Regions from separate parts of the Homo sapiens genome. Here region 1 is linked to region 2. Evidence: chromatin contacts called from ENCODE Hi-C or POLR2A ChIA-PET data. All regions are on one chromosome and are shown on one strand. The core of a region is the stretch at or near the end of the contact, and the rest is flanking DNA. Distances in the headings are between cores, read along the strand shown.

Evidence for each region. A loop is a pair of places that touch in the nucleus more often than their neighbours do. ChIA-PET counts read pairs that join two places held with the same protein, here RNA polymerase II (POLR2A). Pooled maps may share reads with other maps.
Region 1: a loop to region 2 is called in a map of B cell, with 16 times the contacts of the local background. The contact joins the promoter of MIATNB here to the promoter of TPST2 in region 2. A Hi-C loop is called at or near these places in 10 of 168 maps with a recorded cell type or tissue (B cell, CD14-positive monocyte, CD4-positive, alpha-beta T cell and 5 more), 8 of 37 single-sample maps with no recorded cell type and 15 of 50 pooled maps. POLR2A ChIA-PET finds 5 or more read pairs at or near these places in 16 of 52 experiments (CD4-positive, alpha-beta T cell, CD4-positive, alpha-beta memory T cell, CD8-positive, alpha-beta T cell and 10 more).

What each region holds. Positions count from the first base shown.
Region 1 is chr22:26,670,106-26,674,092 of GRCh38, forward strand. It overlaps MIATNB (MIAT neighbor), which reads left to right and starts at 2,738. Exons shown (of 6, transcript NR_110543.1): 1 at 2,738-2,882. MIAT (myocardial infarction associated transcript) reads left to right here. Exons shown (of 5, transcript NR_033320.3): 5 at 1-3,987.
Region 2 is chr22:26,588,168-26,592,613 of GRCh38, forward strand. It overlaps TPST2 (tyrosylprotein sulfotransferase 2), which reads right to left and starts at 1,965. Exons shown (of 7, transcript NM_003595.5): 1 at 1,886-1,965. It also overlaps a transcript of CRYBA4 not described here. RefSeq lists enhancers at 1,163-1,663, 2,180-2,319 and silencers at 1,510-1,689, 1,700-2,069.

The DNA of each region.
Region 1 (3,987 bases), core at 1,488-3,987, 83 kb after region 2:
ACCAGAGGCATTTCTGATTAGCCCTTCCCTACCTATTTTCCTAGTATCACTCTTTAATCAGCTTGGGGAGGTGGCAGCATTTCATGGCCTCCGTAGTAACTCACAATGCTTCCTGGGGTATTTAAATTCTACTCTCTCATCAGCACTGAGCACCTACTTTGGGCCCTTTCCCGTGCTAGCCATTTGGGGGAAATATAGGTGAAGAGTGGCTGGGGTTTGAACCTTTAGGATTTCACAGCCATGCTGGATGGGATAAAACCAGCTCACATGGAGAATCAGAGAATGGGACAGTGCCACAAAACAGTCTACTGAGGCACAAGTTCTGAGTGCCTGGGAAGTGGTAGAGAGACCCCAGAGAGGGCTGCTGCAGTCTGGAACAGCTTCCTAGCAAGCTGTACCAAACAGGGCCTTGAAGGATGAGAAAGATCTGGCTGAGATGATACCCGACCCTCTAGGGAAATTCTTAAAGTAACTTCTAGGAAATGTCATTGCTCCTTAAAAAAAAAAAAAAAAAAAAAAAAGCAGGTTCTAATTCAAATTCCGCTGCACTACTGAAGTAGTGCAGGACTTATCAGAACCTTTAAAATGCTAATGGCAATTTCAAATACTCAGGGACAGGGCATAGGATGAAGTGTTCCTTGACTTTTATGGCCGTAGAATCTTTTTCTCATGGAACATCGTTTAGAACTGTGGGAGATGCTAGGCTGGGGTTTCTATGGGAAAAGTACAGCAGTGATAGAAGATGGCATAATTAGGGTACACTTAGGTGCTTTGTAGCATTGGCTGAAAAGGAAGCAGACCGGGTGGGCGTGGGGGAGTCTCAACTTGGTTCCAGGAGCCAGGCCAGCTTGATGCGTTTTTTTTTTTTCTAATGGTGGGAGGGCAGGCCAATAGTTGGAGAAACTAGAGGCCTGACAGTCGGTGATGGAAGAGATGTCTACTAAGCACGGTTGTCAGATCTTTTGCGGAGAGATGCGGGTGTGCGTGTGTCTGTCAGAGTGTAACAGGATCCAGCCCTCTGGGAAGGGGCTGACCAGAACCAGGCAGGGGGTTTCTGTCTAGGACAAGTAGGGTCCATTTTCAGGGGAGCTGAAATATTTGCAGGGGGTGCTCTGAGACCCACAGCCAATAAATAGGGAAGCAACATGCTTTTGGGCAGGGTCCATGTGGTTAGGGTTGATTTTGATGGGGCTGGGGGGCTTAGAGTTAGACCCCCTGCCCTGGTCAGGCCCCACTCCCTGGCTGGTGGGGGCGGGAGGCCTCTGAAGCTGCAGCTGGAGGGGCCGGGGCAGTGTTGCATGGTGTGATTAACCTACTAACCCAGGGCTCAGCCGGGACGCTGTGGCGTGTGACGAGGTGCCTGGCCTTCTGCCAACCAACTAACCCACTAACCAGGCCCGAGCATGCCCTACTAACCACCCCCCCGCAGCCAGATCCTACTAACTGTGCAGCTCATGGGCCTTTCAAGGGGCTGGGATATGGGGGCAGCCAAGGCTCCAGAAGGCTCTGCCTATGGGCTGGGATCTTTGTGCAGACCCACGTTCCAGGACAGAGAATGCAAATAAGACTCACCAACTCTGCCACTTCCTGTTGAGTGAGTTTGAGTAAGTCACCTCACTTCTCTCAACCTCAGTTTCCTCAGTGGTAGAATGCGAGTTCTGATACCTTACAGGTTGCAGTGAGGATTCCCGTCAATATAAGGGTCTCAGCACATGGCAGACACCTAAAAAAAAAAAAAGTATGAGGATGGAGGAAGGCCCCTCAAACCTGGTTGAACACGTCTGCTGCCTAGGCCCTGGCCTCTCTGGGTGTTCTGCACACAGATCCTTCTGCCTGGGGCAAGACACTTGGCTTTGAATCCATGTCACTTCCCCACATTCTTCCTCCGTCTCAGCTTTCTTTTCTGTAGGCAGCTCTTTTGTTCGATTACTAACCCGTCTAACCCCTGGGGTGCCTCAACTGCACCCCGATCATCCCTTAACAAACTAACGGACCTGCGTGCGTTCTTCCTTTTCTCTTAGCGACTCCTGTGTGTGTCTGCTGAGGTGCCCTGTCCGCTGGTGCTGTGCTCTGACTTACTAACCCAGCCCCTACTAACCCTGTTTTCTCTTCTTACTAACCCCAGCCCTGCCGAGCTCTGGGCTCCCCCCGGGGGCTGGTCCCCCTCCTTTTGGCAAGCAGATGACCTGGGGCTACTGGCCCTGTAGACAGATGTCCCACTTTGCTGCCCCATATTGGCTGTAAGATCAGAGTCCACTGGGCCAGGTCTAAGGCAGGGGATGGCCCTATTAACAAGACTCAGAGGAGGAAGAGGTGGTCCTGTGGATGTGGGAGGCTGGACTCTGAGTATGACATCTCTCCTATGTGCAGAAGTCTGGTTGCCACTGGGAGTAGGTGGGACCAGGGAAATCTCTGGGACGTGAGTGTGGAGGCCTGTTGGTCTAGACTCTAGACTGTGGAGCTCTGAGCTTTTGTGTCCTCTGGAAGGAAGCTGGGGAAGAATCCTCTCCATTGTTAAGTGACGGGGATAGAAGCTGTCCTGCACAGGAAGTCACGAGGGGGGCGTATCCCACGAGGAAGGCAGGAGGGGGCGTGCCCCTCACCGGAAATTAGCAGAGGGGCGTGTCCCACACCGGAAGTCAGAAAGCGGAGCCTTTCTTACACCGGAAGTCAATGAAGCGGGTCTTTCCTACGCTAAAAACCACTGAGTGGAGTATTTAGTACACAGGAAGTCGGCCAGAGAAACATTTCTCATATTTGAAGGCCGGAAAGAGGGACATTTCTGACACCGGAAGTCAGTGAGAGGACTCTTTCCCACACAGGAAGTCAGCTAGAGAGCCGTCTCCCCTCTCTGGAGCCGAGAGAGGCCGGTTTCCCCCACCGTAAGTAGACGTGGGGCCGTGACCGGAAGTCCTTGGGAAAGATCCGTCCCATTCCCGGAAGCTAGAGGGCGTTAGTTGTCGGGTTGAAAAGGGGTGTGGGGAGGGGAAGCAGCTTTACCCCGGGCTCGGAGTTTGCAGGAGAGAGAAGTGGGGAGCAAGAAGTGAACCTCAGGGGCTCACAGGGTTCCCGCAGATGCTCAGGCCGGCCAGGAATGCATCTCTGGCTCTCTGTTCCCACGGACGTCACTGCCTCAGCCAGCCTCCCCCAGAGCCCGCCAGCCGCTAAGCCGGGGCCACACCTGGGGGTGATTTCATGCCTCACCTCCAGTAGGCACCTTGGTTTCTTTGGGCTAATCTCTGGCTCCCTTGCGCTAACTCTTGCTCTCACCCAGCTAATCCCTGCCTCACCCTGACTGCCCCAGGGGCTGACCACTAACAACCAACCTGGCCCTGTCTGGGGGTTCCAGGCTCCTGGCCTGGCCCTGACCGGTTCTTAATTAACCTTTCCTTCACCTTGACTAACTCCTGCCTTCCTGGTCTGTTCCTTTCAGCAGAAACTAATGGTTTGTGGATTTTTTTCTGACTAACAACAGGTCTAACATTCCTCGTTACTGTTAACAGCTTGGATGTCGGCATGGCTGGGAAGGGGCTAACACAGCTTTGAACTTGGCTAACACAGGTTTGAACTTGGCTAACACAGGTTTGAACTTGACTAACACAGGGAAAAGCATAGCTAACAATTTTGGGCGTGGTGGCTGCTCTGAGTCAGAACAATCAGAAGTCGGTAAAGATGGTAGTTTTCTAAAGGAGGTGCCAGGGCTCTGGTGTGGACCAGGCCTGATGGAGCAGTGGTACCCACCAAGGTGGGGTCAGAAGTATAGCCAGTCTTGCAAGGTTTTGGCCATTGGGCATATCTTCACTCCTCATAGTCTGCATTTGGTTTCAGTTCTTAAAAAAATATAGCCTTATAGCTACAGTAGTTTGCACAAGTAGATGCAGCTCTTATAAACCTTAAAATACCTGTCTGGTGTCTACAGAGCATATGCCATTTTGTATAGAGTCACCCTTCCCCAGGCCAGGGCCTAGAGTCTTCATTTTGGGGACT
Region 2 (4,446 bases), core at 715-3,214:
ATTATGCAGCCATAAAAAGGAACGAAGTACTTAAAAAAAAAAAAAGGAATGAAGTACTGATACAGGCTGCAAGGGGCTGAACCTTAGAAACATTCTCTGAAGTGAAAAGCATCAGATACCAAAGGCCACATAGTATATGACTGCATTTATATGAAATGTCCAGCACAGGCAAATTCATAGAGAATTTGAGAGTCAGTAAGTGGTTGCCAAGGGATAGGGGAAGAAAGGATTGGGGAGTGACCATGAAACAGCCTTTCTTTTGGGCATGATAAAAATGTTCTAAAATTAGACAGTGGTGATGACTATGCAACTCTGAACATCCTAAAAATTACGGAAACATATACTTTAAAAGGGTGAATTGTACGGCATGTGAACTGTATCTCAACAAAGCTGTTATAAAAAAAGTTTGCATGAGATTTTTAAAAATCAGGTGATACAAAGATGTATATTAAGTAAACAACAGTACAATTGGGGTTCAGTGGGGTGGGGGGATTCAGAAATGACCCAACAGTTCCTTTAGGACAATGAAATAAACCCAGCTTTACAGTTATGGAAACTGAGACTAGATCGGAAGGAAAATGCGTCGCCCGGGCCACATCACTACTAAATCCGGTGTGTCACAGATCTGTTCAAATCCAGAAGCCTACCCTCGCCAGCAGACCACCCTGCTGAGATGAAAGGGTTATCACATGGAGGCTAGGGAGAGGTGTCCACCCACAGCCCAGTCTGGCAGACAGACATGCAAGGGAATGTCTGTTGGGAAGTGAGAAAAAGGGCTGGCTAACTCTGTGGGGTTCAAAACAGGAAGCACCCAACAATACCAGGAGAATGCCAGGGAAGGCTTCCCGGAGGAGGTGCTGCTTGAGGGGGCTTCTGTAGGATAAGTAGGAGTTCAACAGCCCGCCTCCTCAACATCCCCAAGGACATTAAGTCAGGAGGCCTGTGAGTGAGTTTCAGCTCTGCCACATCCTAGCTGTGAATCCTAGGGTCACGGGCAGGTGACCTCTCCAAGCCTCAGTCTCCCCATCTGTAAAAGGGGAAGGGGGCAAGAGGTTAGGCACGGTTCTTTCTAATGACTCTGCTGAGGTGGATGGTTCCTTCCCTAGGGAACGGGCCTTTGAGTGGGAATGCCAGACCTCGACCTCTGTCCCATCTAACAACGACTCTGCCAGGTCAGGCGTGCTCAGCCTCTGAGCCCATGCTCCCAGTCCCCTGCTACCAGTCCCAGTCCCGGCTTTCCGGGCACCTCCCATCCAGCTCACACCGAGAAGCGGAGTTTACGGAGGGAGGTTGGGGGTTGGGGTGGGATCCTCGGGTCAAATTCCTCTCCACTCCTCACCAGTGACCTCCAAGTTCACTAGGGCTCCCCAACCCAGTGCTCCCAGCGCCCACCTCCCCAGCCGACGATTTCCGCCCCCAACGCCTCCACTTCTGACGCTCCTCGCAACTCCACGGCTGCTGCAAGTTAACTTCCACGCGCCCTGGCGCCCGCCTGGGGGTCCCCGCGCGCCTGGGCGAGGTTGGGGACTCCGGAGGCGGGGACGCGCCGCCCTCCCCCCCAGTCCCCCCGCCAACAGACGCTGAGCGTCTCCCAGGCGCTGGGTCCGAAGCGGGAAGCGTGGTAACGGGGGCCCGGTGGATGCCGCACCCCGCGGAAAGCGCTCGGGACGCCGAGCGGGTGCGGATCCCAGAACCGCGCGCCCGCGCCGCCTGCCTGCCTCCCAGATCCCAGCTCCCAGCCCCGGAGCCCGAGCAGTCGCGCCGGGCCCGGAGGCAGCCGCCAGGACGGAGGGCTGCCAGGCGCCCGAGGCCGACCCGCACGGCCCCCAGCCCGCGCCCCCGGTTGCAACCCGAGGCCACCCCCTGCCGCCCCAGGGCCACCTACCGTGGCGAGACGCGGCGAGGCAGCCCCACGCACCCAGCGACTCCCGGCTCTCCAGCCGCCCCAGCCGGGGAAGGGGGAGGTGCCCGCGCGGGGGCGGGGCCGCGGCGACGTGACGTACGGGGGCGGGCCCGATACGCGGCCCCGCCCCGCCCCGCCCCATCCCCTCCACTGCGCCTCGGGACCGCGAGGTGAGCAGAGGCTGGTCGGGAAGTTTCCCGGAGGCTCGCCCCGGGAACCCCGCCCCGCCGCCCTGGAAGCCCCTGTCTGCTCGCTGGCTTACCCCTAGGACGGGCAGCTCACCACTTCTCCCGGTCAGTTCTGTTTAAGAGAAGTTCCTTTCTGCCTGTAAGCAATGAAGTGGAATGATCACCAAAAAGTGGTGTAAGAAAAGAAAAGTAGACCCGCAGCGGGGTGTATTCGTGCTACTGTTTGTGTAAAACACAGAAAAAAGAAAGGGGTGGTCTGATGTATAGTCATACACACCAGTGGTTTTGGAGGGAGTTTTTGTGGATATACCACATTCTCTCCATTTATCAGGGATTTTGCCCTGACATCCCTCCACCACCACGACATTTGGCAATCTCTGAAGACATTTTTGGTTGTCATAACTGGGGAAGTGGAGAGGCGATACTGGCATCTAGTGAGTAGAGGCCTGGAATGCTGCTAAACATTCTGCGGTGCATAGGACACCCTTTCCACCCCCAGCCCTGCCACTACCCCCCCAAAAAAAACCCTGCAAAAAATGCCGAATAGCGTAAAGGTTGTGAAGCCCTGATATACACAAATGAAACAAAACTCCTGACTGATAAATCTTAGCACAGTCTAAGTTCTATAACCTTTCAGTGCTTCTGCTTCTTCATGTGTAAAATTGGAAAAATAATAGAGCTATCTATGCATCGTATGCTTGTGCATTGAATACCTGAAGAAAAGGTAGGGTAGGCATGCAGGCTTACTTTTCATTGTGAACTTTGGTTCTTTGTTCTCTTTTAACTTTCTATTTGCCATATGTATATATTATCTGTTTAAAATAAATTTCTGGGTCAGGTGCATGGCTCACACCTGTGATTCTAGCACTTTGGGAGGCGAGGCGGGCGGATCACTTGAGGCTAGGAGTTCAAGACCAGCCTGGCCAAAATGGTGAAACCTCGTTTCTAATAAAAATACGAAAATGACTTTGGGAGGCCAAGGTGGGTGGATCACATGAGGTCAGGAGTTCGAGACCAGCCAGGCCAACATGGCGAAACCCTGTCTCTACTAAAAATACAAAAATTAGCCGGGTGTGGTGGTACATGCCTGTAGTCCCAGCTACTCAGGAGGCTGAGACAGGAGAATCGCTTGAACCTGGGAGGCAAGGGTTGCAGTGAGCTGAGATTGCACTGCACTCCAGCCTGGGCAACAAGTGAGACTCTGTCTCAAAAAAAAAAAAAAAAATGCAATCCCAGCACTTTGGGAGGCCGATGCGGGTGGATCACCAGGTCAGGAATCCAAGACCAGCCTGACCAATATGGTGAAACCCTGTTTCTACTAAAAATACAAAAATTAGCTGGGCATGGTGGTGCATGCCTGTAGTCCCAGCTACTCAGGAGGCTGAGGCAGAAGAATCGCTTGAACCCAGGAGGTGGAGGTTGCAGTGAGCCAAGATCGCACCACTGCACTCCCACCTGGGCGACAGAGTGAGACTCCGTCTCAAAAAAAAAAAAAAAAAATGAGCAGGGCATGGTGCTGCTCACCTGTAATTCCCCCTACTTGGGAGGCTGAGGCACGAGAATTGCTTGAACCCAGGAGGCAGAGGTTACAGTGAGTGTAGATCGCACCACTGCACTCCATCCTGGGTGAGTACACACACACACACACACACACACACACACACACACACAGAAACTAGGGCACACAGATATTAAGTAATTTGCCCATGGCCAGCCACATGTTCATTCATTGGTCATTCATTAATTCATTCATGTGTCCAATAAATAGTTAGTGCTTGCCTTATGGAAAATGCTGGGACTGATAAAGCTGCCTCCATGGAGCCAGCCATTACTGGTCTGGAAACAATACAACAACATTACATAGTGTTTATTGCGTGCATGTTAGAGACTTCATATGACTGATTTGATAGACACATAGATTAAACACCAGCAGGGTGTTTTATAATGTCCTTTTGTGGATGAAAAAAATGGAGTTCAGAGGAAGAGGTGTGAATGGGGGCATTTGTTTAATAACATTCTAGCAATGGCATTTCCTGAGCTCTCTATGCTAGGCACAGATTCAGCAGCTAACAGGGGGACAAAGGTCCAAGTTGGGGAAGCTAGATCCTTCAACAAGCCTTCACAGTAAAGTGAGCACCTGTAACTGATGAGGCAGGAGCAGCAGAGATTAACCTGGTCCAGGGAGGGAGGGCCAGGCGTGTGTATACATGCCAGAGGCATGGGTGGGGATCCTTGGAAGAGTGCACTGGTCACAGAATCTAGCAGGTGCAAAGGCCTAGCAGGAAGGAAGCGAGCCTGGGGCCTTGCATGAAGTGCAGAGTGGACAGGATGTGGTGGAGGTGAGAGAAGAGATCA